Regions from separate parts of the Homo sapiens genome. Here region 1 is linked to region 2. Evidence: read pairs that join two places in POLR2A ChIA-PET (ENCODE). Cell type or tissue: HepG2. All regions are shown on one strand. Each heading gives the region's core, and the rest is flanking DNA. Links, peaks and the distances in the headings are about the cores only. Region 1 overlaps LINC00673 (long intergenic non-protein coding RNA 673). Region 2 overlaps LINC00673 (long intergenic non-protein coding RNA 673).

Evidence for each region. ChIA-PET counts read pairs that join two places held together with the same protein. Peaks named below come from ENCODE experiments on the same cell type or tissue, not always from the same donor. Only the 100,000 strongest peaks of a DNase experiment are listed, where the experiment ranks them.
Region 1: POLR2A ChIA-PET joins it to region 2 with 5 read pairs; 2 of 35 experiments call an interaction of 5 or more read pairs at or near these places.

The regions. Positions count from the first base shown.
Region 1 is chr17:72,578,373-72,583,743 of GRCh38, reverse strand. The region is part of intron 1 of LINC00673 (long intergenic non-protein coding RNA 673); the gene reads left to right. Among named protein-coding and RNA genes, the nearest start is that of LINC00673, 12 kb to the left of the region's middle. In HepG2, for the core only: no CTCF peak of the experiment used is centred there; DNase peaks (open chromatin) are centred at 3,003 and 4,723.
Region 2 is chr17:72,410,953-72,416,323 of GRCh38, reverse strand. The region is part of intron 3 of LINC00673 (long intergenic non-protein coding RNA 673); the gene reads left to right. Among named protein-coding and RNA genes, the nearest start is that of LINC02003, 71 kb to the right of the region's middle. In HepG2, for the core only: no CTCF peak of the experiment used is centred there; DNase peaks (open chromatin) are centred at 2,843 and 3,463.

The DNA of each region.
Region 1 (5,371 bases), core at 107-5,106, 170 kb before region 2:
CAGGGAGATTAGGCGTTTGTAGTAAGTGATTTCACTGGCCCTGGGGGGACAGATGGTAGACAGTGTTTGATCCCAGTCTTTGCAGGGCTCTAGCCCCTCGCAGCTTCTGCACCTTCTCTGCATGGACAGGAAAGTGGCCTTGTCACCTCAGAGCCACCAAAAATGTGGCTGTTTTCCATTTTAATTTCTTCACGGTGATATTTCTTTATATTTTTAAAATTAAGCAGTGGCTGGGCGTGGTGGTTCGCTCCTGTAATCCTAGAACTTTGGGAGGCCAAGGTGGGAGGATCGGTTGAGCCTAGGAGGTCTAGGCTGCGGTGAACTATAATTATCCCACTGCACTCCAGCCTGGGTGACAGAGCAAGACCCTGTCTCTAAAAAAAAAAAAAAAAAAAAAAATAAATAAAAATAAAATAAAATTAAACATCAAGAAGCAAAGTTGTTGTTGCTGAAGTTGGGGTGATAGAACAGGGTCGCCCCTGCCTGGAGGCTTTCTTCTCTCTGGGAGGGGTGGGGGTGCCCCCCAGGACCCATTCTCCATGACCCCTGACTGTGACCTCTTCTTCATGATTCCTGACCGTGACCCCCTCCTCCTTTGGTTTCAGACCAGACTTCTTTAGGGGATCCAGGACTAAGCCGAGGAAGGTGTTTCTGAACCTCAGGGAATCTGTGGCCACTGGCAAGCCAGCGGAAAATTCAGGTGTTTGGGTTTTTAATTAAATTTCTAAGTGGAAACCAGGAATGCGGTTAACCAAGGAGCTGAAGCGGTCCGGGTTTCTCATTCCACCCTGACTGCTGGGCGCTTTGGGCTTTCCTGGAATTGCTTTCCTCATCACCTTCGCTGCCTTCTTTTTCTGCTGTCCCCCTTCCCTGCTCGCACCGTTGTGATCGAACCTGAATGGTTTTCTCAAACCTTTCTCTGGGCCCTTACCATCCTAGGTATCTGTTTGTCAGGTACCAACTTAGGGGGAGGATGCCCATGCGCCTGCATTCAAGGTTCACCGCTCAAACTGGCCATTGGGTGATGTTGCTTGTCCCCGAAATAATGACCCGGTCCAGTGACCCAATTCCTTGTACCAACCCTGTGTAAGGATTCAACAGATATGATGATCCCTGTATTAGTCCATTCTTATGCTGCTGATAAAGACATACCCGAGACTGGGTAATTTATAAAGAAAAGAGGTTTAATTGACTCACAGTCCCACATGGCTGGGGAGGCCTCACAATCATGGCGGAAGGCAAGGAGGAACAAGTCACATCTTACATGGTGGCAGGGAAGAGAGACCTTGTGCAGGGGAACTCCTGTTTATAAAATCATCAGATCTTCTGAGATGTATTCACGATCATGAGAACAGCATGGGAAAGACCTGCCCCCATGATTCAATTACCTTTCACTTGGTCCCTCCCATGACACGTGGGAATTGTGAGAGCTACCATTCAAGATGAGATTTGGGTGGGGACACAGCCAAACCATATCAGTTTCCAACCAGCCCCTGCTGCCTGTCAGTGGGGCAATGTCCAGAAAGAGAGGCAGCCCTGCGGCAGGCTCGAGAACGTGCTTCCAGAGTTTTTACTTCCCTTAATCCTCAGAGCCCTGGGATGTTATGATCTCCAGCATTTGAGGCTTAGAGGCATGAAGGAATATCCTTAAGGTCTCATAGCTTTGAAGGATGGAGCCACAGTTCAAAATCAGGTCTTGGCCCAGGACCATCACTGGGCCCCTGTCCTGCCCCAGTGCCAAGTGTCTGTATGACTTTGCACATGTCCCTGGGCCTCTGTCTGTGGGCCCAATTCCTATTGGTCACTTTTAGTTGGAGGTTACAGAGAAACCAACTGTATCCAGCTTAAAACAATGGATGTTTTGGTTGTTCACATAACTAAGAAGTGTGGGGGTTGTGCTTTTGGGGTGATTTGTTGGCTCGGTCTCTCTCTCTCTTTTCATTGTCTCCCCTTCTGTATAAAGTTTCATTCTCAAGTTTACTTTTCTCATGTGGGCAGGCCTCCTGACTCTATAGATCTAGAGGGAGAGAATGGCTTTGTGGTGGCCTTCCTGAGAGCTGACCGTGCAGTAATGCTCACCCCTAGACCCACACCTCTGGCCAGTAGCTTGGGTGCGGGGGGACACATTGATTGACTCTCCCCTGGTCATGTGCTTCACATCTGACTCTGTTGTGAGGTTCCCCAGAGCCACCAAGATTCTGCAAATGGAAATTAGCGCCCTTAGGAAGCACAGGTACATGCAGGGCAATACCACCAATTGTTCACGATGAATGAATTGGACTCCTGGGATAATAAACCAGAATGTGTGCTTGCGGGGGCGGGGAATTAGTTTTGCTTACCTCTGTATACCTGGTATCCTAGGAGGGTGTGGGGGGCATATTAATGCTTAGCAAAAGTTGACAAATGAAGGGACCTCAAAAGTTCTTTCCTCCTTTGAATCTCTAAACCCGAGAGTCTGTTTTTGCATGGGACATCATCTTGTTCCATCAGGGAGCTGGCGATTTGGCTCCTGGGTCACTAAATCCAAACTTGTAGTTGATCACCCATGACTGGGTTCTCATTGACCTGCACGAAGAGTTGTTACTGGAATAAACACTGGATGCTAGAATGCCACCTGCTGCCTGAGATTTCATCAAAGAAAGGGCAACACGTTCCCTAGCTCTGAGCATCTCTAGGCCAATGGTGTTGCTCCCAGTCTACCTTGGGAGGCAAGTTCTGTTCTTCTCCTGGTATGAAAAGCCTGACGATGTGAGCTAGAGGCAATGGATTTGTGCAGACTTCTCACAAGGCTCCTGTGTTTGGCAGCCCAGTGGGGAAGACTGAGAATACAGGGAGGCCAGACAGAGAGCTCGTCCAGAAGCAGCCACACAAGTGGATTTATGTAGAGGGCTCCATTGTGTTCACACATTCATGTGCCAACTTGGAAGCAGATCTTCTGGGTGCTCCATGTTCGAGAGACAGCTTTGATCTCCAGGCTGTTGAGCTCAAGGTGGGAGACTCTGTTTTGCTTACTTTGTTCACACATTACACAGGTAGGCTTTGTTTGAGGAGCAGTGACTCACGCTCATGGGTTGTGTGAGCTTTGAAAGGAAGCCATGCGGCCCTGGCAGGTGCTCCCAGCTGTCCTCGTTTGCCATTGTCAGAAAAAAATCTTATTGTCATGGCGACAGATTTTTTTCTACCTAAAGCTTGAGTATGAATAGCCTTTTTTGATAGGTGATGAAGTGGGAGGAGAGGGGGTAGGTATCATGTATTAAAGGTGCCGTATGTCCTGTGGAAGTGTAGTTACTGTTGCCCCCATTTAACAGACAAGGATGCTGAGGCTCCCAGAGCTTATGTCAGTTGTCCAAAGTTACCGTGCTGGTCTGAGGTGGAGCTGGAACTTGATCTGCTTCCAACTGGACACGTGACTGCATCCATCCAGGCTTTAGCTGCAAGCTGGATCCTGTTTCTCTTGGAAAGTGCTAGAAGTCACAAATCAAATGGTTTTCACATTATATATTTATTTAGAGACAGAGTCTTACTCTGTCACCCAGGCTGGAGTACAGTGGCTTGATTGTGGCTCACTGCAGCTTCAACCTCTGGGGCTCAAGCAATCCTCCTTTCTCAGCCTCCTGAGTGGCTGGGACTATAGGCATGCACTACCACATCTGGCTAATTTTTTGATTTTTTTGTAGAGACAAGGTCTCCCTGTGTTACCCAGGCTGGTTCGTGAACTCCTGGGCTCAAACGATCCTCCAGCCTCCACCTCCCAAAGTGCTGGAGTCATAGGCATGAGCCTGGCCTCATAATACTTCTATCGCTATGATTCATCCTTCACTTCTTCCTCCTAGTAACCCACTGACAGCTTTAAAACAGTGCTTCTCCTTCCCTCTGCTCATAGAGGTGAGACATACATCCTTTCAGGAGTGTAGCTGGAAATAGACTCCTCCCTTCCCTACAGATGGGACAGTAAAGTCAATGTTAAGGTCATTAATACTAAGATCAGCTGAGAGGTTGGTTGACCAGTTTTCCCTGATGAGAAACTCTCATTCAGTGCTGCCAGGTTCTGGGCTTTTCCTCCAGCTCTGCCTCTTCTCTCTTGCTGTCCTCAGGTTTCTCTCTGCAGACGTTAAATCTGGTTTGGAGAGCTAGAAGTGATGTTCGTCCTTAAAACCAGTACGTTTGCCCACAGTACTGTCCTGACTGTATTTGCTTAGGAGATGTGCATGTCCAAAGCATGCGTCAGCATCACGGATTCCCCTATTGTTGAAATCCCATGAAGGATGCTGAAGTCAGGGCACGCTTAGTTGAAATTCTATCACATTTTCCACCTGTGATCGTTGGTGTTTAGAGGGATGATTCTGAGGGGCAGGGGGAAGGGGTGTCCCAGCATCCTTGATGAAGAAGGTGTGTGAGGTTGGCTGCACAGTGGGACAACGGAACAGCAGACGGATCCATTATCAGGGCATTCACTGGAAGTGTTGAGTTCAAGGGCTGTAACTTTCAGTTGACCAGGACATTGCTGTGCATACCTTATTCCTTGAGCTCAAAGTTGAGTTTTCAGAGCAGACCTATTGGTAGGCTCACTCTTCGGATGTTATGCTTGGAAAGCGGGAGTGCTGCCCCGGGCTGTACCTACATCACCTTCCAATGGGGTAGGGGGCCTTGTGAGAAAGCCTTGCCCCATCTGAGCTGCACGCGCATCAGCTGCCATGCACTCTGTCCTTTGCACAAAGAACCTCTTAATTGACATGATTGGGAGGGTAGAGAATGGAGCCTCTGTGTGGCCTTGAGGTTGGGGGGATGGGAGGATGGGAGCTGTATGTCTCATTCACTGGACTAGGTACACTGAATCTTTCATTCCTCCTTCCACATATTTCCCTCCCTTCTTGGCTTAAATCTTATGTCCATCTTAAAGAAATGGACTGGCTCCTTGGTTATATCTGTGTGGGCTGTGGTTGCATCTCTGCTTTGATGTTGCTGGATTTAATTATGGAAGATCCAATTCCCTTTTAACTTTTTTTCTCAGAAGTATAGAACTTGGGCTATGGTTTCCATTGGCTTAACTGAGATGACTTATGTGAAAGCTGTCGTATACTCTACTGTGCAATGCAAATCTAATGAATAACCAGCCCAGGAATCTCTGTTAGCTTGAGTGGACAGACAGGAGTGGAGTGGGGGCAGAGCAGAGGAGAGGAGTGGCAGCAAGGAGGTGCTTCCTCAGCGCTTCCTCCTTGGGGTCCAGAATGGGCTCTGGTCTCAACTGGTTTTTCCCTGTGACCTGCTGGGTGCTCCACTCCTTCTGGGCTGTGTCCTCCTCTTCTTCCTTCCTTATTCTCCCAATGCATGGTTAGGGATACCTGACTTGCAGCTGACATAGAATCCAGTA
Region 2 (5,371 bases), core at 61-5,060:
GGGACTTAGGGGCCAAAGCTGCAGAGAGGTTTTGTTTGCTTCCTTCCCCTACCCCCCAGTACATTTTAGGGGGAGGAGAAAGAGAGAGAGAGGGAGAGAGAACAAAAAAAAAAACACACAAGAGAACAAGAGAGAGATCATTCTCTTCCTGTTTTGCTGTGCTGCCTACACTTTTGCTCAAAGTTCTCTGCAAACATGAAAATCCAGTTTGGGTCTTTAATTAGAAAAGTGTGAAGACTCCCAAAAACTTTAGGGTTTTTGAAGTTCAGACCAAACCCTGGAAACACATTTAGGGGCTGGAGAGAGAAAGAGAGAACGACCCCGAGAAGAGCAGAAAGGGAGAGCCCAATCTCATCTGCTCATCTATCGTATTGCTATCAGCTGTTACCCGTTTCATTTATTGGACACCGCCTTTCTTGTCTCAGACCTGCTGGGAGCAAATCTAATACCCACCAACCCCGTGCCCAAGAAGGGTCTCTGGCATTCAGAGGGCAGCATGGTTCTTCCTAGCCCCTGGTTTACTTCTTTTCTTCCTCTCACCCTCCCAGAGGGAGGCCATATGGTGGAGTCTTCCGAGTCAGGGCCAAGGGCCAGAGCGGCTCTGGCCCTGGGGACAGTCCAGCAGCCCTGATGTGCCGTGTGGGTGGCCTGTTCTGTGAACTTGCTGCCTGACCTCCCTGTGCCTCTGAGAGTCCAGCTGCAGCCTTGGGTAACAGCCTGGCCCCATCGTGATGGGAGGGTGCCGAGGCCCAGCTTCCCCGCTCACCTTGGCACAGATGCCACAAGCTGGCCAGGCCATGTGGGGCCAGGACCAGGCAGAACAGACAGAGCCCCCATAAGCATCCTTTCCAGTTGAGTTGGCCTATCTTGGCTCATAAGGCCGTGGTGTCTCTAATGAGAGTGAGACAGAGACAGACAAACCAGGGGTTCAAGGAAGAGAGAACACAAATTAGAAAGATGAAAGATACAAGGGAAAGATACAGGAGTTGGATTTCTATGTAATGTAGCATGAAATAATAGCCAAGCTAGAGTATGGATTAGTCTTAGCTGTTTTGGAATAACGCCTTTATCAGTAGCTGAGCTAAATCATTCATGGTGAGGGTGTCTTAAGTGCCCTGCTCATGACTCCTGCCTTCATTACCTCCTCCCTGCATGTGGACACAAGTTCTCAGAACTTTTAGGGGTGGTTGAGGGAATATAGAAGGAGGTGAGGTAAGGGTTAATCTAAATGTTACAAACAATTTTATTGATTTAAAAAGGAAAAAAAAGGAGTAATGGAAGATGGATCTGGGCTTTATTGTACACATTTTAGGAATGGTTTATAGCAGGAAAATAACCACGGAAGTGGCTTAATGTCCTTCCTCTTCAGAAATGTGCTGACTGTATTTTTGAAATGGAGATAATGCCATAGGGAAATAGATTAATAAGAACAAATAGGCCGGGCACGGTGGCTCACGCCTGCAATCCCAGCACTTGGGGAGGTCGAGGCGGGCAGATCACGAGGTCAAGAGATCGAGACTATCCTGGCCAATGTGGTGAAACCCTGTCTCTACTAAAACTACAAAAATTAGCTGGGCATGGTGGTGCACGCCTGTAGTCCCAGCTACTCAGGAGGCTGAGGCAGGAGAATTGCTTGAACTCGGGAGGTAGAGGTTGCAGTGAGCCGAGATTGTGCCATTGCACATTGCACTCCACCCTGGCAACAGACAGAGATTCCATCTCAAAAAAAAAAAAAAAAAAAAATTAACTGAGTCTTTAGTACTTAACTCAGTCCTCACAACAAGCCTAGAAATTATCCCTGTTTTACAGATGGGTTCAAGAGATTTGAGGTAACTTGCCCAGGAGCCTACGACTCCTAAGAGGCTAACTAACCCAGGACTGGAACCCTGATCTGACTTCGTATCATTAAGCTGTGGGATCTCTGAGAATTGCCACCTGAAGTGTTTTCCTGTTGGTAGGAATGAGTGGGTTCATGTTCTAAGGGCCTCCCATGCTTTAAGATGACTAGCTTGTGCTGCTAGTGATCCATTCATTTATTCATTTGTTCATTCATTCATTCGTTTGCCTCTTCTTTGCCAGACAGTGAGCTTGGTACCCTCAACACAAGAAGAAAAACATGGCTGCTACTGCAGCCTGCAGCCTGCAGCTGACCGGGTCGACCTACACTACTGGGTTGGGGAACATCAGGAGGCGAGCAGGCTGCTGGCACCCACAGTCTGGGGACACATGCTCTTTCTCTCCCATATCAATGGGCAGTCCTGCTCGGTGACCCAGATCCAAACAACTCAGAGGTCCCACTGTGTCCTCACTGCAGACTGACCGCTGGCTCTCAAACATCTGGGTGGGCAGTAGAGGCCAACAGGGAACTTTAGGGACCAAGGGAAGAGGACTCAGCAGTTTATCCCTCATGAGGAGAGAGTGGAATCAGCGACTGTCTCTCTGGAACCTCACTCCTGGCCTGATTGCCAAAGGGGAGAAGAGCTCCTGCCTGGTCTCAAAGTCACTGTTTCTCTCTCCCCCTCGATCCCCATTGTTGCAGCAGGGCCAGGACTCTGTCCGGCCAGGTCCCCGACTTGTTCTAAATGGGTCATCTGCAGAAAGAGAAGGAAAGGCCTTATGATTGGCTGTTGGATGGCCCCTGAGGGACGTAGTGCATGAGAAGGAGAGGGAGGGCAGAAGGGAGTCTGGGACTGGGGTACCTATTATCTTTAAAGTCCATCTTTTGGCACAGTCCACCGGGACAAACAAGGGACCAGGTCGGCTGGTTCGGGAGGGTCTTTGATCTACCTATAAGTTAATGCTTTTCAATGGAGAACCGCAAAGCAGCCCCACCCAGGGCCTCGGAGATAACAGGCTGGTGCAATCACAAACCACCGGCCTCTTGATAATGCCGGGTTTTATTGAGGTCTGGTTTTTGCCCATTGGGAACACATCCGGCAAGCATCAAAGGGAGCAGGCGTCACCCTGTGCAAAGAATCGTGGGCCCTCAGGTGCGTGCACCTTGGGTTGCGTGTGTGGCTGTGTGTGCACAAGCTGGCCCGTTGGCAATTACCTTTCTGTAGATCAGAGGCCACCAGCCCCAGAGGGGCCTCGACAACTCATGAACTCTGTTCCCGCATTCTGGATGGTCCAGCTCCTAAGATGTCCTTGAAAATGGTAACTTAGCATCTTAAGTAGGAGGGTCACTCTTGTGTCGTTGAGTCCCTGACTCGACATCCCAAAGGCAGTTGGTGTGAGAAGTTTAATGGTGAGGTGAGGTGGACACTCAGAGGAGACAAAACCTAAAAGCTTATCAGACTTGTTCCTTTGCAGTCTTTTGAAGGTTTTTGCGTGGAAAGTTGCCCTTTGGCAATGGAAGAGTTAATGGGTGAACTGGGGGAGCCGTGGTCCTGGGGGAAGGGTCATCCCCACTCACCCCCAGGCTGTGCCTCTTGGCTGCCTCATATTTTATCTGGGCAGTCAGGATGCTGTGCACTGCGTATTGGCCTCTGGAGACCAGCGCAGAGAAGCACCACAATACAAACAGAACATCTGGAAGCTTTTTAAGGTTTGTTTTTTAACACTTTTGCAAGAGTCAGGACATTTGCACACGGGGTTTACTGGCTGGAGGGAACCCAGGGACTTGAGTCAAGTGGGAGATCTCTGACTTTGTGAGGAGGGGGTGGTGAGGGTAAGGAAAGGAATGTGGGCCGGGTGCAGTGGCTTACGCCTGTAATCCCAGCACTTTGGGAGGCCGAGGCAGGCAGATCACCTGAGGTCAAGAGTTCAAGACCAGCCTGGCCAACATGGTGAAACCCCGTCTCTATTAAAAATACAAAAAAAAAAAAAAAAAAATTAGCCGGGCGTGGTGGCGGGCGCCTGTTCTCCCAGCTACTCGGGAGGCTGAGGCAGGAGAATGGCGTGAACCCGGGAGGCGGAGCTTGCAGTGAGCCGAGATGGCGCCACTGCACTCCTACACTCCAGCCTGGGTGACAAGAGCAAAACGACGTCTCAAAAAAAGAAAGAAGAAGGTGGGAACACTGGAAGCAACAAGGTCCGATATTCTTCAGACTCACTTGTTGCAGTGACCTGTTGGAAATCCTTAGGCACAGAAAAGGAACCTGGAACAGAATCCTGGGTTCCTTGTCTTTCTGGTCTTGCTGGTATGGAGCAATTGGACGTCTTCTTCCTTGTCCCAATCAGCTGCAGTAAAAGGACTGAAAGAATAGAAGGCAAATCCCTTGGGAAAGAATGGACATGCTGGCCCTAAGGCCTCCGGGAGACATGCTTTATAGACTGGTACCTGTTCCTTTATCTTTCCATCTGGGCTAGCCAGGTGGGGCTGAAAACGTAGAGTGCAGGGAAGCCATTGATCCTGGTCCTGCAGTGACTTGGTACACCTGAGAGAGTGAGAGCCGGTTGGCTTCCTCCTTTTCTCCTCCTCTTCTCTACACCCCCTTGCCTCCCCATACTGACATCCTGGACTTAATGATTTAAGCCAAGGGAAACAAGGAAAAGCTCGGCTCAGCATTTTAGCAGAGCAGGCTGGGAATGAAATAATGAAGAAAAAAGTCATTCCCGGCAGGAGAAAGAATTTATACGGGACTTAATCTTTCTTTTTAAGGAGAGGGCATCTGCTTGTTCATCCCTCCCTCATTCTTGGTCACTGGTTTCTCGTTTAATTCTTCCTTCTCCACTCCACCTCCTTTATGGCCCCATTGCCAAGCTTATTGTCAGGGCTCCATTAAATATATGTGAAATCTGTGCTTGCTCAGAGAGTATCCTTGTGCCCATGGAGTTTATCTTGAAAGAGGCTCACGGTCACATGGCTGCCTTTATTAAGACAGTTCTTTTCGTGGGATGAGCTAATGCTTAGCACCTCATGGGAGCTGGCTTATTGTTTGCTGCTTATTAGGGGAGAAAACTGAGGCTTTGTGTGGTTATTTATGTGAGAGACTGAAAGGTGTCCACCCTGTTCTTATGGGAAATGAGGTGACACAGCTGCCAGGAATTCCACCCCGTCTAGTCACCCATCTGGCAGGTACAATGTTGGTTCCCAGGTCTACCCCAGCCACTCTTATTACAGTTTTTGCTTTGGAACCTCTTATGTCCTGCTCACGATCAGGATTCAGTACCTTCACCAGCTCGCAGCACACAGTTCCTCTTCTGGCTGGCTGCCCCTCTGCAATGAGCGATTCTTAACCTTGGCTCATCATTGGACTCAGCCAGGGAGTTTTCACTGCTGTCTCCCTCCTGCCCTCATAGATTCTGCCTTAACTGGGTTGGGATGAGGCTGAGACAGTGGAATTTTGAAAAGCTTCCTAGGTGATTCTATAGCGTAGCCAAGGTTAAGAATTACTCCTTTGGGACAGTGTTTCTACACTGGGGACAC